Regions from separate parts of the Mus musculus genome. Here regions 1 and 3 are each linked to region 2. Evidence: chromatin loops called from intact Hi-C (ENCODE). Cell type or tissue: left cerebral cortex. All regions are shown on one strand. Each heading gives the region's core, and the rest is flanking DNA. Links, peaks and the distances in the headings are about the cores only. Region 1 has its middle 55 kb from the start of 2210010C04Rik. Region 2 has its middle 32 kb from the start of Prss2. Region 3 has its middle 66 kb from the start of 2210010C04Rik.

Region 1 (10,214 bases), core at 1,315-9,314, 460 kb after region 2:
GCAGTTAAAAGTTCCTACTGCACAAATATTAGGACCTGAGTTCAAATTCCCAGTATTCTTATAAAACTACACACATACCTGTAAAGCCATCATTGCAGGGATCTGTCACTCTAGCCTTATCACACATTCCAGGTCAGTGAAGGTCTCATAACACAACCTGCATGGTTTCCTGTGGTTAATCTGAGGCCACTTGCACATCATGCACACACACACACACACACATACACACACACACACACACACACAGAGAGAGAGAGAGAGAGAGAGAGAGAGAGAGAGACAGAGAGAGACAGAGAGAGAGAGAGAGAGAGAGAGAGAGAGAGAGAGAGAGAGAGAGAGAGAGAGAGAGAACATAAAAAATTAGCAAATATTGTGGATTGGAAAGGTAGCTCAGGAATTCAGAGTACACATTTGCTTTGTAGAATGTTGTAATTTATATAGGTATGGCCCCTATAGACTCGTGTTTGATATCTTGGCTCATAGGAAGTGGCTTTATTAGGAGGTGTGGCCTTATTGGACTAGGTTTAGAGGAAGTATATTACTGTGAAGGCAGGCTTTGAGTTTCTAAATGCTCAAGATCTGCCCAATGTGGTACACATCTCCTAACTACCTGTGGATCAAGTTGTAGAAATCTCAGTTCCTTCTCCAGCACCATGTCTGCCTACACATTGCTGTTTTCTGCCATGGTGGTGGTGGACTAAACCTCTAAAACTGTAAGTCAGTCCCAATTAAATGCTTGTCTTTATATGAATTGTCATGGTCATGGTGTCTCTTCATAGCAATGGAAACCCTAACTAAGACATAGAGGACCCAAATTCGGTTCTCAGCACCCATTGGATACCTTACAGCCTATCACTTGATCTTCAGGAGATTTAACACTGTCTTCTAGCCTTCAGGGGTATCTGGACTCTTGTGCATACATCCACATGTGTACACACACACATATACATAACTAAAAATGAAATGGAGTAAATATTATCATTCACCAGAGAGAACTGTGAGGGAGAGACTATTACTAATCTAATGAGTACCTAATAGGACGAAGAACACCAGCTGCTGATTAGACTGCGGAGCTAGAGACTACTAAGATTTCAGAATTGTAATTCAGAAAGCCGCTTTGGAAGATGTTCCCAATGTTTTAAGTAAGTTTAAGTATGCATGTGGCTTAGGAGTCAATAAGTCTACTCTGATATCTCTACCCAAGTGAAATATATGCACATTCACAAAGAACTATACAATAACATTCAAAGAAGCTTCAGTGGCAGAAATGCTTGATGGCTGGGGTAAGTAACCCGGATATGTTTACATAGGAAAGGAGGCATACAAATTTGATGTAATATATACTTGAGCATTGTGCAGAATTAGACTACAAAATGAGTATATTTCAGAAAATGTTAATTTTGAAGGAATATAAGTTAATAAAAATAAATATAATTTTATTTGTAAGACTTTCAAAAGTAGAACAATCAAACAGTAGTAACTGAAATAAAATTATTTTTATCTTTCCAAGAGAAATTGTTTGGAAGAGGGATGAAGAAATCTTTGTTTTCTTTCTTTCTTTCTTTCTTTCTTTCTTTCTTTCTTTCTTTCTTTCTTTCTTCCTTTTTTTTTGCATGTCTCACTTTGTAATCCAGTTTGTTCTTTATTATTATTATTATTATTATTATTACGTATTTTCCTCAATTACATTTCCAATGCTATCCCAAAAGTTCCCCATACCCTCCCCCACACTCCCCTACCCACCCATTCCTACTTTTTGGCCCTGGCATTCCCCTGGAAGGCATCATCCTGAGTGAGGTAACATAATCACAAAAGAACTCAAATGATATGTACTCACTGATAAGTGGATATTAGCCCAGAAACTTAGTATACCTGAAACACATGAAACTGAAGAAGAATGAAGACCAAAGTGTGGACACTTTGCCCCTTCTTAGAATTGGAAACAAAACACCCATGGAAGGAGTCACAGAGACAAAGTTTGGAGCTGAGACAAAAGGATGGACCATCTAGAGACTGCCATATCCAGGGATCCATCCCATAATTAGCCTCCAAACGCTGACACCATTGCATACACTAGCAAGCGTTTGCTGAAAGGACCCAGATATAGCTGTCTCTTGTGAGACTATGCTGGGGCCTAGCAAACACATAAGTGGATGCTCACAGTCAGCTATTGAATGGATCACAGGGCCCCCAATGGAGAAGCTTTGTTTTCTTTTTAGTCGTCATCATACTGGAATGTGAGTATTACCAGTTAGTGATGGATTAGTTTGAGTATTATATTCACAGTAATACCTTAATGAGAATTCTCTGTTATATAGTGAATGAAAGTCTTAAAATTCCTTAAAAGACAGGAGTCTTATACAAATATGTACTTTTATTCTACATAGTACAATTTCAAATCCATCACACAGAAGTGGATCCCTGAACACATATTTACACAAAATATTGAAAATGTGAGAAGTGCTTCGTGATTAGAATAGAGACAACCAAACCTAACATCAAAGTAAGCTGGATTGACAAGTTTGCCTGGGAAGACCTAAGGATCAATTGCTGGATGAAAGCTGAATAGAAACAAAAACCTAAACACAGCTCGGAGCTTTTGAAATCATTGATAAATGGCTATAAGTGGCATTATTTGTAAATTCAGATTGGCCAACTGAGGAGTTATTTTACATAAGGCAAATAGCCTGGTCCTTTATTTGCTGGCTCCCTTTGGGAACCAGTACAATCTTGCAGCATCTTTACAGAGTCACATTTGGACACACTATTGGATACATAGGATTGAGTTTTCTGTGAAGTTCAGCTCTGGACCTCATGGCTTTGGAGCTCAGATTCTAAATTAAGAGCCCTTGCACCTGGGTCTGGACTCCTGCCTCTAGGTACTAAGGAATAATGGAAGCTTTGGGGAAAGTGCTTACTCGATATTCACAGGTAAAAATGTTGCAGTCCTCACATATTTTAATCTAAGACAAGGAAGTATATTCGTTTCTTATCTGGATCTACCTTAGTAAGATTCATTTCCACTCTGCCTCCATGGGTCCTTACTTTGTTCTCACTTCAGTAACTCTCCAGTCTGAACATCCTTACATCTAAGGCTGCTGTTTGGTGCATTTATCAATGTTCCCCTGTAAGTCTTGACTTGCATGTCTTTATCTTAGCAGTAATACGGAATGGAGGACAAGCTGACATTAACCTTGGAGAATGATTCGAGAAGCTCAGAGTGACCGGATGCTTCCCTATGCTGTTTTCCTCTTTTGCAAAGAAAATGAAATATAAATGCCATGTTGGAGGTGACTACCCCCTTTGCACAGTTACAAGGAGACTCCAAATTAGAAAAGGTAACATCCAATATCATTTACAGCCATAACAGAGCTCAGCTCACACTAAGGTTCATGCTGTATAAGGTCCCTCTGGCTGAGATTCCACTGCCATGAAGAGTTTCAGAAAGTGTAGACTTTTCTTTTGCTTGGGGAAGGGGCTGAAGAGGGAGGTCCCATGTCAATCTCATGGTTGTCCTTCTTGTGCAGGCAGCACCTTCGTGTGCAGTGCTGTGTTTGTTCACTGCTGGCCCAGAAGTACATGGAGGTCTGGTTGGAACTGGTTGACTCTAATGTCAGGGGAAAGCTCTGTATCTCATTTCTGAAGGCACTGTACCCTTCAGGGACATCACTTTTGGTAGTTCTGTCAGTGCCTACTGAGTAATGGATCAGCTTCAACCCCTGCCCTGCATCTTGTTGATACCAGAACATCCGATAGTGGTTCATATCCTGAGAATAGTTCAGGATTATCTTTCTTGAGGTCTGTGTGATCCAGTATCTAGGTGTCTGGGTGATTCCACCATCTCCTGCTGGAGAAGGAGGCATAAGGAAAAACGAGAAACAAGATGTGTCTGTGTAAGGAATGGAAACTTTTGGAGCCAGAACACTGCAGATGATGGTAGAATTTTCCAACAAAATGCAGAACTCACCTGCTCTTAGCAGACAAAGCATCACACAAAAGAATGTGGGGATTATTTCAGGTCACACCTAGAAAGAAATCACCCCCACTGAAAGCTGTACTCTTAGGACTGAGAAAATAATTCTGAACTTCCCGTCCTAGGGAGTGATGGTTGGGCCTGTGATGTCACCTCCCCCTCACCACTTCTGTCACAGAACTCCTCTCTTGCTCAGCAAAGCCAGCAGGAAAAGTGAGTTTCTCAGAGATACCAGGAAATGATAGTAAACCACATTCCAGTGGTTTCCCCTTTTTCTCTGAGGAGTTTGTCGGTTGTCAGCACCTGTCCTGATATCCAGGCTACCCTGCCCAAATCCTCTAACTGTGAGTCTCATTAAAGCATAGAGATATCCCCCAACCTCTTAGATAGCTGTGGACAACCTAGTAACTGAAACCTTCCCAAGTCTGCCTTTGCCTTAATGTCCCTCCTTGGCTCCATCCTCAGTCTCTCCGGAGATCTGTGGAGTTGAGTGCCATCTTGTGGCCATGACAGAAATTTTTCTTTGTATTCACCCAAGGAACCGGAAAATTCCAGAAGTATTACAGGACAATTTCTATAATCAATTTTCTTAAACCTTAATCTAAACTTTAATTCTAGTTGTGATTAATTCTTGGGGTTTTCACACTTATGATCTATCCTACCTTTATTTTACTACTACACAAACAATTATGAGAATATTTTCCTTAAATTTTTCTTATACAAGATACATAGGCATGAAAAGATCTGCTACTAGGTATAAAATATTAGGAATAAAGACATAGGATTGATGTGTAAGAATAGCCTGATATATCTATCTCCTGAGAGGTTCTGCCAGAGCCTGACAAATAGAGGCAGATGCTCACAAACCATTGGACTGAGCACTGGGTCCCCAATGGAGGGGTTAGAGAAAGGACTGAAGGAGCTGAAGGGGTTTACAACCCCATAGGAAAAACAACAATATCAAACAATCAGACCCTCAAAACTCCATGACTTCAGGCATATATGTAGCAGAGGATGGCCTTGTCAGGCATCAACAGGAGGAGAACCCCATGGTTCTGTGAAGGCTCAATGCCCCCAGTGTATGGGAACGCCAGGGCGGGGATGGGGGAATGGCTAGGTGGTGAGGGGAACACCCTCATAGAAGCGGGGGTGGAGTGGGATGGGGGCTTCCGGGGGACTGAACAGGAAAGGGGATACAATTTAAAATGTAAATAAAGAAAATATCCAATAAAAAGATTAAAAAAATAAAAGGAATAATCTTTCTTATTAAAGATAAGCAAAATAGCCCAAACAAAACAAAATAAACTGATCAACAGCAAGATCTTCTTCAAGATGAGGTCAAGTATGTGTATAAAGAATAAAATGGGAAGAGAATGCAGGCTGTATTGTAAGCCAACTGATTATGGATCAAGCAGTGGTGGGGGATCAAGGCTGGGTATAATTAGCCGAGAGTGTGTGAATGGATAACTTATACAACGCACACCTACTGGTTTGAGTCCTGGGAAGAGAATACAAAGCAGAATTATGGGAAACAAGGTAACATGGATATAAATTAGTACTACAGACAACATGAGACCAGTAACAGAACATGCTGGATTATAACTATTTGATGTCTGTGGGCTGGACCAAAGGGCTCATTTCTATTTCCAAGATGTGTTCCTGTCTCTTTCCTTCCTCCACGAAGTTAGAATTACTCATCCTGTTTTGACTTCCTTAGTTTCTGTGTACCAGCTCATGGCTCCTTCTCCCCCCCACCCCCGAATACTGACTGTATCATGTGGAAGTCTTCCTTCTTCAAATTCCATAATTCATGATAAGACCTCTCCCCTAGTCACATGTTCTTAAACTCTATGCCCTCTCATTTCAACTACACTAGAAATTTGTTGTTAACAATACACCTTCAAAGAGGTCTTCATTGTGTGACATGGACAGTGTCTGTTTTACATAGCTTGCTGCTTAGTGCTTAATTTTTACTGTCTTAAATTTTACCAAACAGATAAGTTGAAATGATTTCTGCTTATAATTAAAGCAAGAAACCCTTCCTTAGTGCTATAAGCAGCACAAGCCAGAGGAATTCTTCTAATCAATGAGAATTTGGAATGAAACAGAAAACAGCAAGGTCTATTAAATATTTGAAAAGAATTTCCAGAGCCCATGTCCTACAATCTCACCACTACAAATATTGTATCTATAACCAAGGTTTGTGCTCTGCATAAACCAGAACACCAATCACAGACTATTCTGCTACTGTGAATAAGTAGCCAAAGTTGAGACAAAGTCTAAGAACAAATTACTTGAATTGTCAAGGACAGGTAGTAGCCATGCATAGTATGGCTTTATTTCCTTCCAGGAGACAGAAAGACAAAATGTAGGATATTTGAAGATGACAACAGTAAAATAGGACCTGGACAATTCCTTGTCAATGTCATCATAATAGAGAAAAGAAATTAGTCATACAGAGCCACCCAAGTGGGTTTTAGGGGGACTGGAATTCCTCTAACCAGTTTGCAAGTGCACCCTATGGTACCTGATTCTGTGATGTATAGTTCCAATCTTGGAGCCCTGGGCTGTCTATGAGGAGTAGCAGAAATGCAGGACTTTTCATCCACTCTCATTATATGTTTAGGTCTCATAGATAGAAACTGGTTTCACTTACAGATGGGCAGGAAACTATTCAACAATATAATTATATTTTTGACAATAAATATATAGCAGTATATACTAACCTAAAAAAATAAGGACATTAATTTTTAATTCTATCTTTTTAAGTTAGAGACCTCAAGGGAACTATTTTAAATTGAAAGTCTTGGGCAGGATCTGAAAAATTCAATTTCTAGTTATTGCTTTAGGATATTAAGACTGCACTGAAATGGGAATGAATGTGTGTATGCATTAAAGTGTAGCTGTCAGTACAAGAGGGGGGAAAATAGTCATATAATGAAAAACATGTTTAATATATGCAGATAAAGTGAAGTCTTGGTACCATTTTTGCTAGTTAGTTAGTTAGTTAGTTAGTTAGTTAGTTAGTTTATCAAGTAACCGGCATTAAATGTAGTGAAGATTTTGAATCCAAAACAATAAGACAAATTTCATACTATATAGTCCAATTGTCTAATCTGGCTAAAGTAGAAGATGAAACTGAAGAAATAGTATAGCTAATGATTGCAGACATTATAGATACCACAGTGATCAACCAACTGCAGGACACTGTATGTGCCACAGGCTTGTGAATGAGTAACAAGAGCCTCAAGATTCCATAGATGGTTGGTTACTGTGGCCTGAAGGTCAATGTTAATATGTCCAGTCCTTGCCCTGTAGCGCCCAGCTGCCTCTAGAGACTTCTAGAATGCAACAGGTCTCAGTTGTTTCTGTCAACCATATCTAAAGCCAGTTTTGTGAATTTTTTCTGTGATAACTTTATATAAATGGTAGCTGATATCTGCATAGAGGTTCTACACACTATGAGAAACATATAGTCAGAAGTTTGTGAGCAGAAAGAAAGTGCCTGTACCATGCTGTGGCTAAGCTTCTGGCACAGAGATAGATGCCTAAGTCTTCTTGATGTGTTGATTGGCTCTTCAACATGGAGAAGGAGCCCTCGGGCCTCACTGCAGAGAAATGGTCACTGGGCATTCCAGATTTGGTGGATATAAACTCACCCTGGAAATTCACCAGAAACACTGGGCCTCATCTTGAGTTCTGTCAGTAGCAATAAAGTCCAGTAGGACCAGAAATTGTGTCACACTTAATAACTACATCTTATCCCCTCTTTGTAACTCTGTACATGGGATATTGGGAGAATTCAGCACTAGTGAGGTCTGCAAAAATATAAGTTGTGAACAGAATAAGGAAAATGATTATATTGCCGGATGTGGTGGCACACACCTTTAATCCCAGCACTCAGGAGGCAGAGGCAGGTGGATTTCTGAGTTCGAGCCCAGCCTGGTCTACAAAGTGATTTCCAGGACAGCCAGGACTATACAGAGAAACCCTGTCTCAAAACAAACAAACAAACAAACAAACAAAACCCCAAAAAAGGAAAATGGTTATAGCAACAGTTCATTAAACATACACACACACACACACACACACACACACACACAGAGAGAGAGAGAGAGAGAGAGAGAGAGAGAGAGAGAGAGAGAGAGAGAGAGAGAGAAAACAGTTGATGTTCTAATGATTCACCTGTGCCAAGGAGATAGACAATCACCCAACAGATTGGCAGAGGGTGTAAAGTTCAGTGGATGTCTACCCTACTGAGTAAGAGCACAGGAAGACTGTGGTGATCCATCTCCTCACATGAAAGTTCCCACTGTGACGTTACTCCCAACATCAGGGACACACAATTTGCATTACCAGTAATTAGATGACTGACTTAAACATTTATACATTTCTTTTAACAGGACCAATGGATGAGGCTTAATTTTCAGCTTCAATGCTACCTGGACAGAGATTCCATATCCCTTTAAAAGGAAATAAGAAAGGAATATATATATATATATATATATACACACACACACACACATTTAGATATGACCTTTAGATAGAACCTCTCTTCTTTAGTCTATTCCAAGGTTTCAGGAATAGCCCAGATGCTTGAGCTACATTATAGGTTTACACACATTTGCATTAAAGAACAGGTCATATGTTAGTAGGAAATCCCTATGCCAACTGACAGGTTGGTTGGATTGCACACACAAATGCATCCAGACTTGTTTAATAAGTAAGTGTTCCTCTACAAATCCATCAATTCTCATGTATTCTGAATCACAGATGAGGTAACTGAAAATATATAAAACATTCAGAGCCTAAGATATGAAAGACATGAAAGACACATCAAAGACATGTGCTACATTGGCCAGACAAAAGCAACAGAACAAAAATACTCTTTTTTTTTTTAGCACAGTAATTAAAAGAGCATTGTTTATTTATTTACTTACATTTAAGCTGAGCTGATGGACAAAGGCTCTCAAGACCCCACAATAGGATCTTTTTTTAAAAATTTTTTAATATTTTTTTATTACTTATTTCCCTCAATTACATTTCCAATGGTATCCCAAAAGTCCCCCATACCCTCCCCCCCCCGCACTTCCCTACCCATCCATTCCCATTTTTTTGGCCCTGGTGTTCCTCTATTTACTACTTAATACCAATTTAGTTGAAGTAGAATGAGTGTTCTAACTTCGAGTAGGTTAATCGGTCACATTAATCATGAGTTAATCCTGCCTGGTGAGACTCCAACATCATAGGGGATTATGAGAAAAAGGTAGAAGCAAGAGATAAAACCATGGATGTGTAGGAGGAAGATTTCTATCACAGTCATGACAGAAACATCCTAGTTAAAGTCACAGTTCACTGGGGAAGAGAGGAAAATTCAGATAAGGAGCCTGGGTACCAAAGCAGGCTTGAGACAGGTATGAGTCCAGTCTCAGTCCAGGAGAACCCATTTTGTGCTAGGTGGTATCAAATCAACTTACCCAGGCTACAAGCATTTTCAGATTGTACTTAATAGTGAAACCTTTTTTTTTTATAATTTAGAAAAAATTAAAAAAAGCATCACTGTACTTGTAAGGTTACTAAAGTGAAACAGTGAGGTGATGACATAAATACAAAAGTGCCTACAGACCAAAAGGATTTTTGCTTCTGTATTCTGTATCTAATTATTTTCCCACATGTTGAGCACCAGAGGGCAGCTGAAAATAGAGGTTGCAACAGATAATTTGGTGTGTTTATATGTTTCTTATTCTTATTAAAGATCCTAGAAGTTCAAGCTTATGATTCCTACTAGGAATGTCTTAACACACTTCGATCCCTCTCCCTTGTAACTCCATCTTGTGCCCTGCATCAGAAAGCCAAAACTCTGGCTGCTAGCGGACTCACTAATCTACAACTTCTACCTTTCAATCTAGCTTTTTTGTCAGATCAGAATACCTGTGACCACATCTGTGATAAATGCTATCTTCTCATGATGCTTAACAGGTTCCATATCATCACTGTGGTGAAAATTTAGTAGATGTATTAGTACCATAAGTGGTTTCAATGAATGAAGACTCTAAGGATAGCAATCTGGGAATGGGTCTCTGGTCTATCTAAATTTCTTATAGAAAATCACCTAGAAGTCTTGAGATGCAGTCACTTAATGAAGCCTTGATCACGCTCTGGCCATTGGGACAAAAAAGCATAGCACCATACTCCAGTACTCATCATAGCCCAAGGAGCTATGTTTGATCAGAGTAAGGCT
Region 2 (10,214 bases), core at 1,401-9,400:
TATTATTTGTCACATCTTAAACACGAGACAAGTAAGATTCAGAATTAACACAGGTTTTCTACACAGCAAGAGGAATGAACTACAGTATTGACCTGGTCCCATCTAATTGTGAGGCCTTGTAATATGTTGTTTAAGTAAAGGAACAAATAAAATAGATCTAGATGGGCCTTAGTAGGCACATGGAACACAGGCCAGCTTTGATTCCTTTAGTAATTAATTCTGCCTGTCTGGGTCTCTAGTCCTACCTACCAAGGTTGAAGAGGATGTGCACTTCTCCTGTTGGATGACATAACAGGTTCCTTTACTCAGAACTACACTCTTCTCCTTTGAAAACTCCAGAGACCTAAATCTCTTGAGCTGTTATCTGCCTTCATGTCTTTCCTTTCAAACAGTGTAGGTGACATATCTTGGCACTGACTAAAATAAAATCCCCTTTTGTTATTTTACTAGCAATAGTTGCTCTGATGGTCAAAGACACCAGGATGTCTCCAGGAGTACCTAGAGTGTTGCCCCTTGTTTGCCCATAAATAACGAATCATTAACTATATTTACATACCAGAACATCAGGCAGGAGTGTAATAATGCTAACAAGCGCAGAGCACAGCTGGTTCCCAGGGAGGGTGGGGATGATTCACCACCTGCTTAAGAAAGCCCAGCCTCATTTCCTCCCCAGCTCAAGGGGATCTAAACTTCCACTCTGGCAGCCAGTCTTGAGGTAGGAGGGGCCTGTGCATCTCTGGCTTAGAAAAGGAAGTACAAGTGCAGAGTAGACAAGCCTAGACAAAGACCATCTTGAACTATGCTGTACTCTCTCCTTGCCTTTCTCCTGGGCATGTTCTTGGGTGGGTGCATTCCCCTGTTGAAAACCTACTTTCAAATTGTTGCTTCCATCTCTCCACCTGTTAAAGGTGTAGATTCTTTGGTACTGGCTTGCCTCTCTTGACCACAGTCCTCCAATTACTGAGATATGGGCATTTCACACTCTTTCAGTATTGACTCTCAGTTTTGTATCTTTTAGAAAGGATTTGTCTCCCCTTGCCCTGTAACATTTTTCATCCCTGGCTCTTCTAGTATACTCCCTGAGACTGATTACATGTAACCCCTTCAGAGGGAAGGCAAGCAAGCTGGTGTGTGTGTATGTGTAGAGGTGTGTGTTTCTACTCTAAATGACTCTATTTCTTTACAGGTGTTAGTGCTCAGACTATCCATCAATGGCCAGTTGCCGAGATCAAGGCTGTGGGCAGCCCACTGTCTCTGGGGTGTACCATAAAGGGGAAATCAAGCCCTAACCTCTACTGGTACTGGCAGGCCACAGGAGGCACCCTCCAGCAACTCTTCTACTCTATTACTGTTGGCCAGGTAGAGTCGGTGGTGCAACTGAACCTCTCAGCTTCCAGGCCGAAGGACGACCAATTCATCCTAAGCACGGAGAAGCTGCTTCTCAGCCACTCTGGCTTCTACCTCTGTGCCTGGAGTCTCACACTGAGTAGGGTGGGGCAGACATCTGTGCAAAAACCACACCCTCTCTTTAGTCCTTCCTCCCTCACTAGGAACCCTCACTAGGGATGGGTGGAGGGGGTTTGCCACTGAATTTCTGGCTGATAGTCAAGTTGAAGTCTGGAAAACAACATGATTCAAGTCAGAAGTCACCAAAGACATTTATTAAACTCGTTATCAGTGACTCACATATGCAGAACCTGTGAGTTGCCTACACACAGTAAAATTTCCAGTTTGTAGTATCCAGTAGTAGGATATTGTATACCCGTCCTTAAACCAGGCTACTCTTGTCTAAACACTCTATACTTGTTCTACATTACTATTGAGGTACGCTGGGCATGCTCATGGATATATGTGGCAGAGAGAAGTGGGATATACCTGTATCTGTATCTGATACCAGGTAGGAGAATCTTATGTAACTCAATTAGTTAATTTCACCTCTGGGAGTATCTCCATCATTCATCTTTCTGCTGAGGTTAGAAAGTTTATAAAGGCTGATACTCAAGACATCAATCAAGGAGGAACAAGATGTCATTAGATAGCTATGCAAGATAGAATTTAATATAGAAAAGTTCTTAGCATTTTGTCTAAGATCAAATGTAAAAGTTAATATGGAAAATGTTCATTCAGGAATTTTTACTGCTGCTTGCGTCCTGTTGCTTGTTTGTTTGTTTGTTTGTTTTGTTTGACACAAATTTCTACTATGTAGTCTGCACTTGCCTCAATTTTGAAGCAATCCCCCTGCCTCATCCAAACAAGCATGTGTTACCAGGTCTGATAGTGGTTGTATTGTCATTTATACTTCCCAGTTTAAACTTCTGTCTCTCCTCTACTCTTCTGTAGCAAAACAGACAAACAGATGGTAGCATAAGAAACACAGGAGACTGAGGGTAAAGAGGAGGAGTGTGTGTGTGACAGAAAGGTTAAAATGGAATAGTGACTAGGATGGAAATGAAGAAGAGGAAGAGACTGATGTGAATGGTTGGAAAGGGATGTACTGGTTACCTTGGCAACTGAGATTTCTTTAGCCCTCACTCCTCTCTAGATCATATTCCCAAAAGGGAATTTCCCCCAATGTCTCTTTTCTTCCACAAGAGGGCACAAGAAGTCTTAAAATCCTCTGTTCCTGGCACCAAACACTATCTAGAGTGATTCTGATGTATCACTGATGTATTTTCAATCTCATTTAATTAATATACAAAGGAAAAATCAAAACAGAGACACTGAGTGATCAACAACATACTTGACAATGTCCAAATGTCTCTATCACACTTGATGAATAGGTGTAAAGTAGCCAGGATACAGAGAGCCATCATAAAGATCAAAACAATGAAGTATATTAAAGATGGTACCAGGCAAAGCTACAAGTAAAACATTTGACTTCAAGTCTAGATTTCCTAGTTTCTAAGACCTGAGGGCAGTTATGTAGTTTTTCTAGATTTCATTTTTTTTTCACCAGCAAATGTTATCTGTATGCATTGTTAGATATTGAAGGAGATCATATTTTGCAAGTACTATTACAAAGTCTAACTTTTGGCAGGTGTCCTTTTCCTCCCTGGAAGCTTACAAAGTACTTTGACTGTAGCTCCTCCAAATTGTCTCATTTAAAAATATTTAAACAGAAAATATGTCACAAACATGACAATGCTTATGTGGCAAACCGATGCCAATTTTCTCATGTGCTGTCTGCTCTGAATTCATCCTAGAACATTCCTGTTGGAACTCTGTGCAATCTCAGGGTCTGTCTTCAAGGAGAAACACTGTGTGTGTGTGTGTGTGTGTGTGTGTGTGTGTGTGTGTGTACATTAAAAGGAGAAACGATTTTTAGCTAGATTTAATACAATTAAGTTCCAAATGAGAGGATTGTTTGAATAGAAACACAGAAATCTCAGCGTCTTTAAAGTCTTGGAAACAGCAAATGAGAAAAAGAAAATCCTAGTGATGGCTAAGGATAATGTAGCACACAAGAAGAGGCTGTTTAAGGAGAGTCCTGAAAACCATGTATACACACTAGAGCAAGTCATTATCCTGCATTTAGTTATCTGCCTCTATTTATGCATAAAGATTCTGCTGCCATAACTGTTTCAATTGTACCCAAAGGTCAAAACCTCAGTCATTATAACTAGGGAAAACAGGAAAACACTTCAGGATGGCATATCCTAATAGTAGGTGCTACCTGCTGCCAACATCAATGTCATGGTTCCTGGTTAAATGTGGCTTCTTTTCTAGGAGATCTGTAAGGATGCTGATTTTGACTTTGACTTTATAAATGTGTCACAATAACTATCCCTAAGGATATCATTGCCTGATTTTCACACACAGGCTGCTGAGGACCACAGAAGTTAGAGAAACTCCCCTCAAGGATCTAAGCCATAATGGGATTGACTGGGGCCCCTTGACTGCTTCTAGAAGGTAGAAAAAGGCCCAGCCTTAGGAAGGCTGGGCTACTTCATATGATTTTTTAAAGATTATATGATTTAGTTGAGTGTGTGATGGATAGAGCAGGATTGGCTTGTATATTTTGCGAGTTCCCACTTCCTCATTTGAGAGTTTCTGGAGGTCTGGTTTTCCATTCTTTCCTGTGTTGTGTGTAGACGTTTCCCTCATCTTACCCACATGAGGCAGGAAATACAAAGCACATTCACTTTACAGCCCTTACTCACAGAGGATACACCCCAGCGAAAGCCAGCCAATGAATGCAGGACAGACAGACCATCTATTTTTCATTCGGTTTATTATTTAGACTCTGTTCCTGTGACTCATTACATGAATGGGCTCTCATTACATTAGTTGAAGGAAATGGAGGATACTTGTGAAGAGAGGGTGACTGGAGTTGGGGTTAAGTGGAAAGAGAAGTGGGAAGAGCGGTGATGTGGGAGCCATGGGAACCCTAATGAGGTCAGAGCTGTTATTGCACCTGTCTCCATGGTGCATACTGAAGGCTTCTGTTTCCTGTGTGACTTCTAACAGATGTAAGATAGTTTAGATGGGGGGCTTGAGATGAGATATATGGGTTCCCCTTTAGAGACCCTCCTCTTGGTTGTTCTCACTGTCACGGTGATAGCTAGAGGCTGAGGTAGAAAGGGCTGCATGAGAAGGGTTTGAAGACAGGATGTGGCAAGTGTGGTTCCCAAAATGCTCAGAATGTGAGTGAGTGGGGGAGCATTCACAGGCACCCCAGATGTAGGACCTGGTAAATGTCAAACCACATCCTGTTGTGACTCCTGGAGATGGAGCTATGGCAGGTGGCCATTCTTACTTGGTGCTGATGTTACTTACAGATAAACAGCCAGACCTGGGGTGAGATGCTTCCACCCCTTCCCCCATTGTCTTCAGGAACCGAAAAGTCCCAGGAATGCATCTCTTCACTTGCTGATGTTTGATGAAAAACAGTTCTTCTTAAGATTATTTTTTTTATCATGTTCCTATATCTCTTTGCTGGAATCGGTCAGGGAAACAAGTATTAAGGGTCCTACTGTGCCTGGTTAACTATGGGACTCAAGATCAGCACTGTCCCTTTGCAGGTCAGATGCCTTGTAAGATATATCACAATGTGTGTGTCTGGAGCTGGGAAGGACTTAGATTTCCCCACTTACCATTCTGTCAGTGCTACAAGGCCTGCAGAATTTTCATCAACAAACCACTAAGTAGGGTCTGAGGCTCCTTATGGAGCACCTTGGTTCACAGGAATTGAAGGGATCTGGAAAGCTGGAGATGGTAAATGCATTCTGCAGCTGGGGAGAGAGGAGGGGGAAGAACTGATTCTCTGAGTTTTAGCAGATCCTGGACTCCAGGCAGAGTTTGGAGAACATGTGCTCCATATCGAGCTGAGATCTTGCTGTGATTTTGTGAATCACTTGTATAAGATTAAATAAGGCGACATGATCCCATCTGAGAGAGTGTGAGGATAGAGGGATAAATATAATGGACTACAGAATTAGAATCTTGTTGAGACTTGGTAAGTTTGGAAGAAGCACTAAAGAAATAAATGCAAGAGAACCGAAGTACATTTTGGTCTCCTGCACATCCTCACAGATAGAAAAGCAACAATTTGCACACACAGAGGGGGTACATGGCTCAGATGCAGCACATGTGTGAAAGAACTAGAGTTTTGAGTCCCAAGTGATCTCTGAGTCAACGGCAGGATGTAGACATACAAAGGTAAAAAGTCGCCCCACCCAAATGATACCTAACACATCAAAAACAAGGGGTATAACTAACTCCCTCTTTACTCTATGTAGGTCAGAACCCACCTGGTGCTGAGTTTTTTTTTTTTCTGAATACAGTGCTTTCAGAATGATAGAAGGATAAAAGTGAGCTGAAATGTTTTTATAAGAAAGTAACTGATCCACTAGGAGAAAGAAATGCTCAGAACTGTACATTTGAGGGAATGAGAGAGAGAGAGAGAGAGAGAGAGAGAGAGAGAGAGAGAGAGAGAGAGAGGGAGGGAGAGAGAGAGAGAGAGAGAGAGAGAGAGAGAGAGAGAGAGAGAGAGAGAGAGAGAGAACTGGAAGTGAAGTGTTGAGCCAGGAAAATATATTTAAGTGAACATAAATTACAGTGCTTGATAGTTATTACCCTGTGCTAAGAACTGTAGATATTGTGTGGATTGATTAAGCCATGTGATTGAGTCCATTTAACACAAGGGGAGGCCAAGTCTTTGGTGGCCACTTGCTTAAATCATATAGCTGGGGAAACATAGAAATGAAGCCCAAATCCAGACTTTTTGGCTTTCAAGTCTATGTTTATTGCAGGCGTGGTTCTTAAAGTGAAGATTATTCTTCCTTGTAGGTTTAAGTAATGGTCTTTACAAGCTCCAACTGCTTCTGAGGCTCTCTTAGGGGAACAGAATTATAAGCTGAGAAAGATATGCATGGTAAAAAATTATAGATACTCAAATAGTCAGCAAATGTTCATAGAGCGGCCCAATGGATAAAGGGCTTATTCAGACAACTAAGAACTCTTTGGGGACAGTTAAAACTACTTGCGAAGAAAAGGAGGATTCAATGCTATGTTGTTGTTGTTCTTTAACACGTACATGGTTTGTGATACCAGGTCTCATGAAGATCAATTCATTGTATAGTGAATGTGTAGGGCTGTAGTTGTTAAGAAGTCCTAAAACTTGGACTCAATGTTACTGTTTCCAAAGTCTTCACTTATATCAGCGATGGTTATAACAAGATGGGTGGCTCCGCTTTTGGCATGGTTTCCCTATCAAGGCACTCTTACATTCATAGATGAGAGCTGAAATCAATTTCCTAAAAACCTGATGAAATGTTGGAAGCAGACATAATCGTTGGCCCTTTTCAGTTCCCTTCGATGACCAGCAGGTAGTGTTTACTCTTTTATGAGATATCCCACTCCCCCCACACCCCACCCTCCACCCCAGGCAGCCTGCTTCAAGAAACAGGTACAAGAGATGAAAAAACTACTTGGAGACAGGGAAGGTAAATATGTAGCTGGGACTTAGGTGATGGGACTAGTGAACTGAATATGTCTTCTCTGTTAAAAGTTGATATTTCAGGTAAAGTCTTACACTGTCATAATAAATCCTAAGGAGAGGCAGAGTGGTAGGAATTGTTAGGAAAAGAAGCTTTCAAAGCCCAACACTGAGTATTGTAGTGGGAAGAGCTCCATGAATTTATCATCTACAAATAAACAGAGAAAAAGGCTCTCAGAGGTAGAGGAAAACATACAACCTAATGCTATGACATGTTTTGTGTTTGGGTCCAAATTTCCTGAGTATGTTAAGAACTGACCTGTGGGCTCTAGCCATCCTCCTATTCCCCAGCACTCTAAATGGAACTGTATCTACACATGATGGTATTTGTGTTTTAACACAGAACTTCACCAGGAAAGACTAAGAACAAATCCTCCACTTCCACAACTATCCCTAGTCAGAGTGACTTCATAACACACAAAACTCGATCATGTAGGAGCATGAATCACACAGTTCTCCCCAGGGCACTACAAAGAATAATGGAGAAATGGCTCAAAACAAGAAATAGGTGATCCATAGAGTTACATCAACTCTTTCTTCTTTCTCTTAACTGCTTTTTAAAGAAAGACTAAACCTTTGTCTTCTAGATGATCCTACAGACTCCTGAAGCATCTCCCTTCCTGAAGCTGACAAAGCCCAAATTGAGTACTGTAATGGGAAGATCTCCACGGCTGGTGTTAATAGGAAAATTCCTCTGGACGAATGGAATCAACTCCAGTGCTATCTGCACAAGAATCATTTGCCTTCCTTAACATAAATTATCATTATCACATGACTTCCAGATATTTTCCTTACCCTTCATAATTGACAGATCTGTAATGGCTTTAAGTCAGTTTCCCTGTGCTACCTATGAAAACTCATCTGTGTTTCACAACATTGTAAGAACTTGGGAACCGTCAGGAATTGTTTCAGAGAGTGTTTTACATAAGTCTCTTCAGCCAGTAAGGATCTTCTACCTCAATGTTGTTACCACTTGTAGAGTTTACTGTGAACCTTGTCTTACTTTCTACCTGCCTCACTGACAAGCAAGTTACATTGGACCAGAGTCCAGAACAAGTAGAACTCTTCAGATCAACGAAGAATCCCTGTAGTGTTTCTCCTTTGCAAAAATAACTCTGGACTCAATTGATGTTTCAGAATCTCTACCCTGAGATGCCCTGTGCACTGGTCCTATCAGAACAGTCAGGGTTCACTCTCTGGATCCCCAAATCATAATTCTCCAGTATCTTCTTGGCACTCACTTGTCTTAGATCCTACAGCAAACATTATAAACACCTCTACTTTAGCAGTTTTGCCCAGCTTACACTCAGGGAGTTGGAAAGGATTCCTAGATTGGTCTAAAAGGGTCCACTTTTATTCTAGAGAAAGACAGAGGCAGGAGAGCTCAACTTCTGAGAGTTATGAGCATTGCAAATTGTTATTTGGGGGTAGACAAGGGCATTGCAGTTATACTGGGAGAAGGACCCGGACCCTCAGCCATGCACAGTGTTGGATGGGGTGAGGTAGCGTTTGTAACTTCATCTCTGTTATACCCAATGGACTGAGAGAATAAACTACTTCTGGCCTTGTGTCTTCCAAACACTTGACCTGTTAGCAAACTCCAGAGTATCAATCAGGACCTGATAGGTTTCATCCCACAGCTTCCCATTTTTAAATGTGCTTGCTTTCCACACCCCCCCAAAAAAAAAAAAAAAAAAAAAGAACAGTCACCAAGCCTTTAGACCCAATTATCTCCCACATGGGGTTATCTTCACCCCACCTACACACTGGTTTAGTGCTAAGGGTGCTTAACCCTTTACAGATCTGTTTATTTAGACCCTGTTCTCTAAAACCCCTCCCAAATGTATCCCCTCTGGTCCACACAGCACCCACACTTTCTCTAAAGCATTTGCTTACTCCTTTCCTGTACTTATCTTTCCATCCCATATGAGAATAGAAACACCATATGTGTGTCATTGTCTCCATAGATCTAGGGAGTAGAAAATATATTTTTGTCAATGCATGTGTAGGGCCTAAAACTCATCCCTTGTTATATATTTTATATATAAATATAAAAGCATAGCAACAACTGCAACAAAGATAACGACTATTTAAAAAAAAAACAAAGTGAAACTGTAGTGCTATTTGAAGTATGTAGAAAGTTACCACTTATAGATGTAACTGGAACATGAGGACCTCTTAGGCCAGCCCTGACATGAAGCTCATCCTTTCTGGACTTTGAAAACTCCCCCTCTGTAGCCCTGTAACTCTGCTTTCTGAACACTCAGTCTCTTGCAAGAAATAGTGTACCTCTAGAATCATGACTACCCAGAATCTCTGAAGGTGGCTTTATTTGGAAAAATGTCTTCAAGGCTGTCATTGGTTAAGGACCCAAATGGAATTGTTCAGGATTTTAGATGAGCCTCAAATCCAGTGAGCCATGTCTTGATGAAAGAAAGGAGAGGGCTATGTACACATAGAAACATGAGGAAGAGCACCACATGAAGGTCAAGACAGAGATGAGAGGGGAACTTATACAAGGCCAGTAATGCTAAGAGGCATGGAAAGGAGGAGGAACAAGAAAGGATGCTTTCTTGTAATGGTCAGAAAACACTGACCTGCTGTTGATGTGATGGTTTTTCATTTGGGACCTCCAGAATTGGAAGATAATTTTTATTTCTACTGTCCTAAACCACACAGCCACACTTTTTGTATATCTTATACCCATTTTGTTAGCAACCCTGAGAAATTGACCCTCTGTGAAACTAAGGAGGCCTCAGTGTGGTTCTTTCTGCAAGTCCTTTCCATGAGCTTGTGGGACCCTGAGTAAGAGTCACTGTGACACCATGAGCAAGCATATCATCATGGTCACTGGTTGTGGGGAGCTTCCAGCATCATTATCTCTGGGGAAAAAAAATCACTTAAAATTTTAGTGGTTATAGTGTGATCTGCAAACTACAGTTTCTACAGCCATGAAATAAGGAAATAATTTGCTTATAGCATTATTTTTATGATAGGCTCATGTGCCACAGGCCAGTCTAAGCCCCAGACACAGTTAGCAGTCTCTCAGCAAGGGACTAATTCATTGGCCTCTCCTTTCTTTGCCTTCAGAACTTGATTCTCATTCAAATACTAACAATTAACTTTGTCATAACTCCTCCAGCTGATCCGTGGCATCTATTCTGTCAAGTATATTATTCTATTGTAATGATTAAACCTCATAGTTACCCTTCCAAGG
Region 3 (10,214 bases), core at 937-8,936, 450 kb after region 2:
TAAATTCTGCCCTCCACACTCCATCAGAGATGTCCTACTTCTGATCTTGCTCCTGAATTCACCTGTCTCTAATTATGCTTAAAAGAAATCACTGGTTGCTTAAGGTTGAATGAAGGAATTAATAAAAAAAAAACTTGTCCCAAAATCTATTTGAATTGAATCATAAAAGCAAGAGAAGAAATTCTGCCTCTGACAGATACCAAAGCAAGTTACAATCTTTAGTTAATTTTAGAGGGTTAAAACATTCTTTACTAATTAATTAATCTCCACACTTTCATGTGGCTTTTGGTCCTCAACACTTTACTATGACACCTCTTGATTTTCAGTGATGTTTCTAAAGGATGCTTCAAAATGTTACTTTCAAAATACACCTTACTTTCAGGAGGAGTTAGAACTTTCTACCCTAACATTCTAACAGGACAGTAGAAATTGGCAATTGAATCAATGTTGATTTTCCTCACAGTTTGCATTGTAAGTAATTAATAGTTTGCTACTATTGCTAGTTTGACTCACACTGCTTCACAGAAGGAGCCCTGTATGAGAGAAACAATAATAACAGCCCTTGACACTGTAGGGAAGCTAGATTTGTTAGGAAAGATGATTAAAACCCTAGTCAATAGTTTAAAAAGCAGAGATGGCCTAGCTCAGTCTAGGTTATCCAAAGAGGGAATCCACAGTCTATTTACAAAGTGAGACCAACTTAAAGAAGTTACTCAACTTACAGGATATAACAAATCTTCAACTTGAGGTGTTCCACTATCTTATAAAACTTCTGCATGGTTCCATCTTGTGTTATTGCATAGAGATGCTGCCACTTTAGTGAGACATTTTTAGTCACTCTATCCTCCTTCATCTGTTTTGAAGGGGTCTGCACAAGGATGATATCAGAAGCCTATGCAGTGTCAGTATAGTGGCTAGCATACCTATGTACGGAAACAAAGGAAGTTCAGCAGTTCTATGTTCTGAGACGTCCCCAAGGGTTCTGGCTGCTACATCTTCTGAAGACACAAAGGGCAGTCAAGCAGAGGAAAACAGACTCTTAAAATACCTTAGCAAAAGGAATCTCATTTTCAGTCCAGAACCCTTATAATTTTGGTGTATATAGATCCTATAGTAAGATTTGGTAAATTCCAAAAGCATATCCAATATTCTCATGATCATACAAGACAGGGCCAGGTCCATAAAGGTAAAGGACATCTCAGTGTTTCAGTTCTGTAGGGGCAAAGCCTCCTTTGAGCCGCTGAGTCTGGTACATATATGTCTGTGATATTGTTTCTGCTCATGGCTCCACTCACAGGTCTTTCTAAGAATATTTGGGTCTTTTATCTTCTGCTTGGTCAATTGTCTTATGTAATTGTCTTGTGCAGTAAGAGTTTTAATATTCAATAATAAGATATACTGACTTCAAAGAAGAGTCATACTATTTTCCCATTGTTTCTCTGAGCTTTCTTGTACACATGCCTCTGAGTGGTATAGTGAGTGTGAGGATGGAGATTGGCTTTGGATAGCAGAACCCTTTGCTTCCAGGTATTGCTTTGTCTCCAGGTATCTATAGATCCAAAGACACGTTTAGTAGTGAAAGTCTTAGACTTAACTGCTGACATTCATCATAGATACACAGTGTTACAAACCATGTTCTTGATGCAGGAATCTAGGAAAATTCGAGGTAACAAATACCCACTAGATTCCTAAAAATATCAGTCTTTTATCAAGTGCTGCACAGTCATGTGTCTCCTAGATTTTAGGTCAATCTCCATTCTCTAGGAGCTGAGGGGAGCTTGGGCTTCCACCCTGCACACATGTGGAATCTAAGCAACCAGTGAGACATCATTGAAATAATAATATTACTTTGATAATGAAAGAGTTGGAAGAAGAAGATGAAAACTGTTATGGAAGATGAGTATTATTTAAGGAGATTGAAACAGAGAGAAGTTTCAAAGGCATAAAGGAAAAAATACTTAAGCTACTTTAATACAAAACTCATTGATCTTGGAAACCCAATGCAGAAGTGGTAAAGGCTGTTGCTGGGCAAGTGTTCTGCTCAGAATCGTGTCTGAATTGTTGCAGTCTTACAGAATTCTAAAGATAAACTTTGGTATAGAAGTCTGTGCATGTGTGGGAGGTGTGTACAGCATGGGGTGGGTGGAGACAAGCTCTCTTTGAAGCCTTCAGAAGCCTTTGTGAAAAGTCCTTATCTCAGACAGGCAAGCATGAGTCCACACCCTTCCTAACACCCTGGCTCCAATTTTATCTTGATGTGATAGAAAGATTTTCACTTTGGTGTCGTCAAACTTCTGTGACACAAATATATCTGAAACGCTCATTGCTCAAACCTACCCTTTCATCCTAGCTCCTATCCCTTTGTTCCTTGTGACTTTGCCCTTTCCATACTCAGGAATATATCTTAAGTCCCCAAGGGAACAGAATAACCTTAATCTTAAACAGCACAAGAAGTGCTTCCCTGTCAGTCCAATGAGTCTACTACTCCCTAGAGGGGATCACTAACAATGTCTGGTAACTGATATTCTGAAGAATGTCAATAAGAAAAGTCAAGTTGACTTTTATCTATGGAGCACCACTCCATCAAAACTGAAGGTAGACGATTCTCTCCATCTTCTGGAGAGAAACTATCTTGCAGGTACACTGTCGTGTCTTCCCTATGACTTTCCACGTGTTTATTTTCTGTGAACATCATCACCTCTTCAGTATAAATAAGCCCTGTCTCTATCCTTGAGACAATTCCTCCAAGTCCTTTTATGTACTGAACAAGCAGAAGAATTTGTGTTCTCCTGGTTCTCATCTCCACACTTCCATAATGATGGAGAGGTTGGTTTTGGAATGAGAGAAGGTAAAAGGAAGTCAAAGCCATTCTTTAGAGACCTGCAATTCACACTCAGGACAGTAAAGCAAGGCACTCTTCACTTGCTGGCCAACACCCACCACTACCAAGGCCATCACTTCTGGCCTTGCTATGAAGGGGACAACCTAGTATATACTAGGTTGGGAAGTTCTAAAGAGCAACCTTATTTCCATTTCCAGATGTGATTTGTAAAATGAGTTTCTAATTGGCTTTTAATGGCACTCCTTGCCCTGGATTTCTACAAAACCAATTTCCCAGGCATGTGTCTATGCTTGAGACATTAAAATTAGCTGTTGGATAAAAAAAGGAAGGTTATACAACAGACTTGAAACAGCTTAGGTAGTGGTTTGGGGAATCCTGGTGTCTCCTTGTAGAGTTCTCAACTGCCTCTCTGTTCCTCTTCATCCCTGTACTTTCTTCCCAACCTATCCAAAGACGCTGGGTTTCTTTGCTTCTATTTTCATTTACATGTACATGTCTGTGTGTGCATGTGTGTATGTGCATGTGTGTATGTGCATGTGTGTCCTGGCTAGTTAGTTTATTTGGGTGGGGGTGGGGATGGGGGTGGGGGGCGGAGAACATGACAAAATCTATAGCCATTCAGGACAAATGAACCTCAATTTAGCAAATGCTTCCATCAAATTGGCCTGTAATCAAATCCCTTGGCCATTTTCTTAATGATTGATCAGTAAGCTGATGACCCCAGCTCACTAAAGGTGGTACCATCCTTGGAAAGTAGTCTTTAGTTGTACAGAGGAGGAAACTGAACAAGCAATGGGTAGCAAGCCAGCAAGTAGTGTTCCACTATGGCCTCTGCTTCACTTCCTACCTCCATGTTCCTGTCTTGAGTTCCTGTTCTGTTCTGACTTCTTCCCATCACTGATGGATTGCAACCTGTGAACTAAATAAATCCTTTCCTTCCCAAATTACTTTCAGTTACAGTTGTTTATTACAACAATAAAAAGCAAAGTAGGAAAATGTATGTGTGTTGTGTATGTGGAGAGAGAGAGAGAGAGAGAGAGAGGGAGAGAGAGAGAGAGAGAGAGAGAGAGAGGAGAGAAGGTACCCAGCGTTTGTCCCCACTTTCTCCATTTTCATTTCAATGAGAACTCCTCACAGAGCTCCTTTCTTAGTTTGTTCATATCTGCATCTCTGTTACATCTTATTTGAAATGCAGTTTTCTCAAATATAAGCTCTCATGACAGAGGAAGAAAAAAACCACATACAGTCCCTTCTCACTCCCAACATCAAGATGATTTACCTCCCATGGAGAGGTTTACACTGCACCCTCTATTTACAGTTCCTGTTCTGAAGACTGACAACCACAACTTGGGCTCCTCCCGCTGCCACTCCAGTGACCCTCTGGTCTCTATGATAGCATTGCATGCAGATGTAATCAGACTGTCACTGGTCATAGGGAGCTAGAATTTATTCTATTTAAATACAGTTATTAGTCTTTTTGCAAGGCAAAGGTAACTCCCATTAATTATGCTCCGTGAGCATTAATTGAGGCATGAAACAAGTTCTGGAGGGCTCCATATCTCTCCTTTCCCCTCCATTCCCATCAAGTGATATAAAAAGTATGATTGGCACTCTCAGATAGGCTAGGATTGTGAATGACAGAAGAACTGAGGTCATCAGAGAAGAGAAGCTGAAAGGAAGTTGCTCAGACAGTTGAAGAAAGATCTGTCAGAACTTGAAAATCATTCAGCAGTGATGTTAAGATAATTATGACATTAGAATTATACCTGTCTTCCCATTAGAGAATAGTAGACAATTAACGAATTTCTCTCTCTCTCTCTCTCTCTCTCTCTCTCTCTCTCTCTCTCTCTCTCTCTCTCTCTCTCTGTCTCTCTCTGTGTGTGTGTGTGTGTGTGTGTGTTTCTGTCTGTCTTACTCTCTTTTATATTTATGTATCATATATATGATATATATCAAAATAGATAAGAAATATGCATATGCAGTTAAGAGTCAGTGACACATGCTTATAGAGAAAAGGAATTATTACAAAACACTAAAGTGGAAAAATTGGTTACTAATAATAGATAGGAGTATAAGGATATCATTAGCATTTTATTTATACACCATTGAATTTTTAATATTAAAAGGTATTTTATCTCCATAAAACTATGACATTTATAATTTTTTCATCAGGTGGAATATTTTATAATTTCTAAATAGAAAAAGACAAAAATCTATACCAGTGGGACACTGAAAAAAGGTTCATTTCCTTAATAAACTTAATAAATTGTAAAGCATAAAAGGCCCAAGAATTTAAGTATCGTGGCTGGCTTATGACTGGGGGTGGGTAAAAAGGAGTTTGATGTACTTGATATGTCTGTTTGATTTTAATAATTATAACTAACTTGGCTTTGACCTGTTAAATCCTGCCTACCATGAGAAAGTCAGGGCAACCTGTGAACTAAATAAATCCTTTCCTTCCCAAATTACTTTCAGTTACAGTTGTTTATTACAACAATAAAAAGCAAAGTAGGAAAATGTATGTGTGTTGTGTATGTGGAGAGAGAGAGAGAGAGAGAGAGAGAGAGAGAGAGAGAGAGACTCTTTATTCTCAGAGAATTTGAATAATTCTGTATTTAATAGGAAAAGTGCATTAGCACCATCTAGTGCCTAGTGTTTTAAATCTGAATTAAGTTCCTTGTATAATTTCTATTAATTCATGTTTTAATTTCTCTGGGCCTCTAGAGAGACTCGGTTTTGTTTATAATTCAGGTCATGTCAACTACACTATTATTCTAGAATTCATCGTAGGTTACAACTTTGTCAAGTGTGACTTCAGCAAGTAGGTGCGAAGATCTATTTTCCCTAAAGAAGATGCCTTTTAAGCTTTGATTCTCAAGTCATCTATTTTTGTTCTTCTCTGCCTCAGGACATTAAATTACACAAGTCTTTGAAGACTTAATGTGAATCATTCAGGCAAGAAGCTTGTGTTTTAATCTACTTTCGGTCTGTATTGAGGGATTATTTCAACCTCAAATGATTCTCAGAATTTTACAAAACCACATACTATATTCACTCTATAAATGGATTCTGCATTGTCATAATTGATGCTTTATAGCTATAAAGGAGGAACTGAACCTTCCTTGTTTAAAGTAAGCAGAGAGCTCTGGTAAGTGCCTTGTACCATGGCCGAGGTTGAGAATGGGTAGCAGATGAAACACAGTTATGTCTTGGACATCCAAAAACCCACAAATGCACACTCATGAGACAATGTAGCAGGTGTCCTATCCTCAAATTATCAAGAAGTATCTTTCTCTCAAGAAAATCAAGTGGCATTAGAGAAGTCATTTGTTTTCTCCATCACTTTTTATTTCTAGTGTTGATGATTTTTCGACTTGCTATCCTATCTTCAGAAGACACCAAAATCTAGGCAGAAGATGAGGGACTGAAATAGAGAGAAGAAAGAAGCCCAGGAGGTTAGTGAGAGGATATGAAGCTCAGACTTGCAGAAAGGAGTGTGATCACGATAAAACTCAGGATAGAAATTTCTGGTTCCATAAGATAAAGGGATAAAGATTCTCAGATAATACGGCTGGACTTCTGAAATGGCCAAGTCAAAAACTAAAGATGATTTCCTTATATTTCTTTGTTCAAATATTGGGCTTTAGTACTTAGGACATCTTTTGGGACAAGCAATAAAATCAGAACAAAACCACAGTTCCTACAAAAGGAGCTTTTCAGCCCCAAGAAGAAGAGAGGAAGTTTTTGTTTATCAACAAATAAATGTGAAATAGTGACTGTTAAGTCAAAATCAGGAAAATCTAACATGCTCTAGTGTCCTAATCTAATAGTCAAAAGAACATTTCCTTAAGGAAGTGGTGTTGGGCATCAGGGAGAAAGGTTGACATACATTCACAGAGAGTACAGATTGGGAGAAGCAGAGCCTTTTGGTCAAAGCAAAGTAGTTAAGAAAAGGAAATTATGGCTAGGCTGCAGAAGGTAGGTACTCTTGGGTAAGAGCTGAGTTCTTGGCCAACATTATTTTCTCTGATTCAAAGATTACCCTGTGATGTCACTTTTACTATCTTTTTACCATATTTTGAAGGTTTCCTGCAGTTCCCAACCCATAATATGCAAGTTCTCATCTCTCTCCTTTTTCACTTACTCTGTACTGAGGCCATTGCTGGAGCTTACTTACACATCATACTTTGCACACTTACACTTGAGCAGGAGACCAACAAACAAGCAGTGATGGGAACCTCCTCTCCCAACTCTACTTGGACATCCTCACATTATCTTTATGATTTGGGATTCTAACCACATGGGTTTTCTTGTTCATTTGTTTGTTTTTGTTCTCTCTATATGTATTCCTTTTAGACCAGCATTCTTAACCTTTGCCTTAAGTGGCAAGTAATGCTGCTCTTATCAAATCTGAACGGAACCTGTGTTGGTAGTAAATTATTAAGAATATGATTTCTCCCAATCACTCTGCAACTTTATCAGCTTATATCTCAGAACTGCGAAAAGGTGTTTGTACCCTGAAGTTTGCATGTATAGCATTCTACATAATTTCAGTTTCTCTTCTAAACCATCCTGCCTTCAGAGTCTGGCAGAGATGTGAAGAGAATAGAGGGTACTAAGACAACCAACTGTCCAGGTTTGTAAGTTCTATATTTTGGCTACTTTCTTTCTAGAACACATTGCTTCATAGCTCTCTCTCTCTCTCTCTCTCTCTCTCTCTCTCTCTCTCTCTCTCTCTCTCTCTCTCTCCTCTCTCCTCTCTCCTCTCTTCTCTCTCCTCTCTCTAATTAATTAATCAATCATTTTATTCGTTTACATTTCAAGTGATATTCCCCTTCCTGGTTTCCCCTCCACAACCCCCCATCCCAGCCCCCTCCTCTTTGGATCTATGTGGGTGCTCCTCCACTCACTCACCCACTCCCACCTCATTGCTCTAGCATCCCCCTATGTTGGGGCATCCACAGGACCAAGGGCCTCGCCTCCCATCAATTAGACAGTCCTCTGATACATATGTAACTGGAGCCATGGGTCCCTCCATGTGTACTCTTTGGTTGGTAGTTTAGTCCCTGGGAGCTCTGGGTGGTCTGGTTAGTTGATATTGTTCCTCCTGTGGGGTTGCAATCCCTAGGTTCAGTCTGATGATTGGCTTTGAGTATCTGCATCTGTATTAGTTAGGTGCTGGTAGAACCTCTCAGGGGTTGCTCTTTTAAACGGCACAATACATTGCAGACAGCTGTTTTCCCAATGTGCGATAGCTTGAGGACTGAAACCCACTGCCTTTTGAGCTACACACCTATGCCCCATGCTTGCTCTTTCCCTGTCATTTCTCCTTAATTTTGACACACATTTGTAAACAACTTCCTCATTCTTCATTCTCAGTTTTACCAGCACCTTGACTAAAAGACCTAGATAAAACTGCAAAAATGAGCTCTGATAATGTATTTTTTCTCCTGTAAAAAAGCGAAAGATGCTCTAACATGCAGCAATTAGAGGCAATAAAGCATCTACTGTTCTGCAATTAGCAGTAAGGAAAGTTCTAGCAGTTTGCAATTAGCATTGCTAAGTGAGCCTGTAGAAATGCTAAGAAAGAACTCAGAATGTGAAAATAAACACTATGGCTTGGGGCCACAGACTCCAAAGGGATCCATTAATATGCTATGCATCCTCATCTACTCCCAGTAGGGAGATCTTAGGAAGGTGATGTTTGCTTCTTATATATATAGTGTACATAGAAACTGTGGTACTGTATATAAATGCTCTCTTAAGGAGACACCCTCTCACCCTCAGAGGTGTGCCCCAAGCTGGCCCTAAGGAAAACTTAAGTACACTTATAAACAAACAAACAAACAAAAAGTGATCTTAATCATGTCTAAGAACTGATGTGGTAGAATAAACATTTGGGGACGGTAGAATGTTTAACTTTGGAAGTGTTAAACTTCAAACCCAGAACAAACTGCTCAGGTGCCTATTTAACATATCAAAGTGGACCTGCCCTATAAGTTCTCCCAGTGTTCCTCAATCCCTATTAGTTGCTGGCTTACCCTGGCCCCTACACCTTAATTCTTCAACCCATGGGTTTGGCTGCCCTTCCCCAGAGGCTCTACTCTATACAATCCAGCCATTTTAGTTACCTGCCTTTTTTGTGCCTTTGGCCTCCAGGCTACTGCACCTTGTTCTGCTCTTTCCCCTCTCCCTTCTCCTCCCTGCTTTCCTCGCTGCCTTAAGGTCTTGACTTCTCTGGACTCTCCCAGATGTGTCTGCCTGTGGTAATGCTCTCCCTTTTTCCTACAATAAACTTTCTCATCCACCACACAGAGGAGCCATGTCCTTTAATGTTTGTTTGTTTGTTGTTTGGGGTAACATTTTCCCCCTTCTAAGGTAGTGTCTCTTTTGATGCTATCTATTATCTTTCTAGCCTTGTTCCCTCCACCGTTTCTAAAGAAGGCAGTCTCACAGAAGGCTTTCTGGTACTCTGGCTCTTACAAGCAGACTATCAATTTAAGAGAGGAGGCATGGAAGATTTCAGAAAAGGAAATTAGAGGAAATGGATGATAGAAAGGAAAGGAAAGGCAAAATAAGTATAATTATATTTTAGTTTAAAATGTATTTAAAATAATAGTTGTCATTACCCACTGGTTACAATCCCCAGAATTAGAAAGAACAGTAGCAGCCCATGGCAAGGATGTAGAGAGGTAGAAACTCCCATTCATTGCTGGTGGAAAGCAGAGTGGCACTATCATGCTGAAAGTCAGTTGGGCTGCTTTTTAAAGAACTATGTGTATCCTTATCATGTGATTTAGGAAGTACCCTCCTTGCTATTTGTCCAAATGAAATGAAAATCCTGAACACAAATGCTTATATTAACTTATTAATTCTTGTCCCAAGTAGAGAGCACCGTTGTTACCTATCAGTAGGTGAGATGATCTATAAACCAATACAGTTAATAATCAGATATTCAGAACTAAAAACAAAATAATCTATCAAGCCAGTAGAATATGTGAAGGAGGACTTATTGTTATATATACATACTTATTATATTACTCAGCAGATGAAACCAACCGGAAATGGACATGTGATGTGAGATTCTAATATTTAACAGGCAACAAAAGCTAAAACCATGAAGATAAAATGTTCAGGGAAGATAAAAACTTAAGATTAGGGAAAGGATGAGTAGGTAGACCATAGAGGAATTTTAGAACAGGAAAAATACATACTAAGGTGTAATGATAGTTTTCCCTATAAAATCTCTTAGGTTATGTGACACCAAGAATGAAACCTGGTATAAACAATGGCCTTGGAATAGTGACAATTTGTCTATGAAGATAGCATATCTGGCTTCTGGTGCAGGGAGTTGATTATAAGGGGGGTGGGG

Evidence for each region. Peaks named below come from ENCODE experiments on the same cell type or tissue, not always from the same donor. Only the 100,000 strongest peaks of a DNase experiment are listed, where the experiment ranks them.
Region 1: a loop joins it to region 2, with 2.6 times the contacts of the local background. A loop is called at or near these places in 2 of 42 quality-filtered maps.
Region 3: it touches region 2 in a loop (3-fold over the local background); 7 of 42 quality-filtered maps call a loop at or near these places.

What each region holds. Positions count from the first base shown.
Region 1 is chr6:41,085,568-41,095,781 of GRCm38, reverse strand. It overlaps Tcrb, the pseudogene Trbv9 and the pseudogene Trbv10. Among named protein-coding and RNA genes, the nearest start is that of 2210010C04Rik, 55 kb to the right of the region's middle. In left cerebral cortex, for the core only: a CTCF peak has its summit at 4,473 (motif pointing left); DNase peaks (open chromatin) are centred at 4,133 and 4,414; H3K27ac peaks cover 981 bases.
Region 2 is chr6:41,548,957-41,559,170 of GRCm38, reverse strand. It overlaps Tcrb and Trbv31. Among named protein-coding and RNA genes, the nearest start is that of Prss2, 32 kb to the right of the region's middle. In left cerebral cortex, for the core only: a CTCF peak has its summit at 2,583 (motif pointing right); DNase peaks (open chromatin) are centred at 2,550 and 5,368; H3K27ac peaks cover 367 bases.
Region 3 is chr6:41,096,170-41,106,383 of GRCm38, reverse strand. It overlaps Tcrb. Among named protein-coding and RNA genes, the nearest start is that of 2210010C04Rik, 66 kb to the right of the region's middle. In left cerebral cortex, for the core only: a CTCF peak has its summit at 5,506 (motif pointing left); a DNase peak (open chromatin) is centred at 2,159; H3K27ac peaks cover 1,661 bases.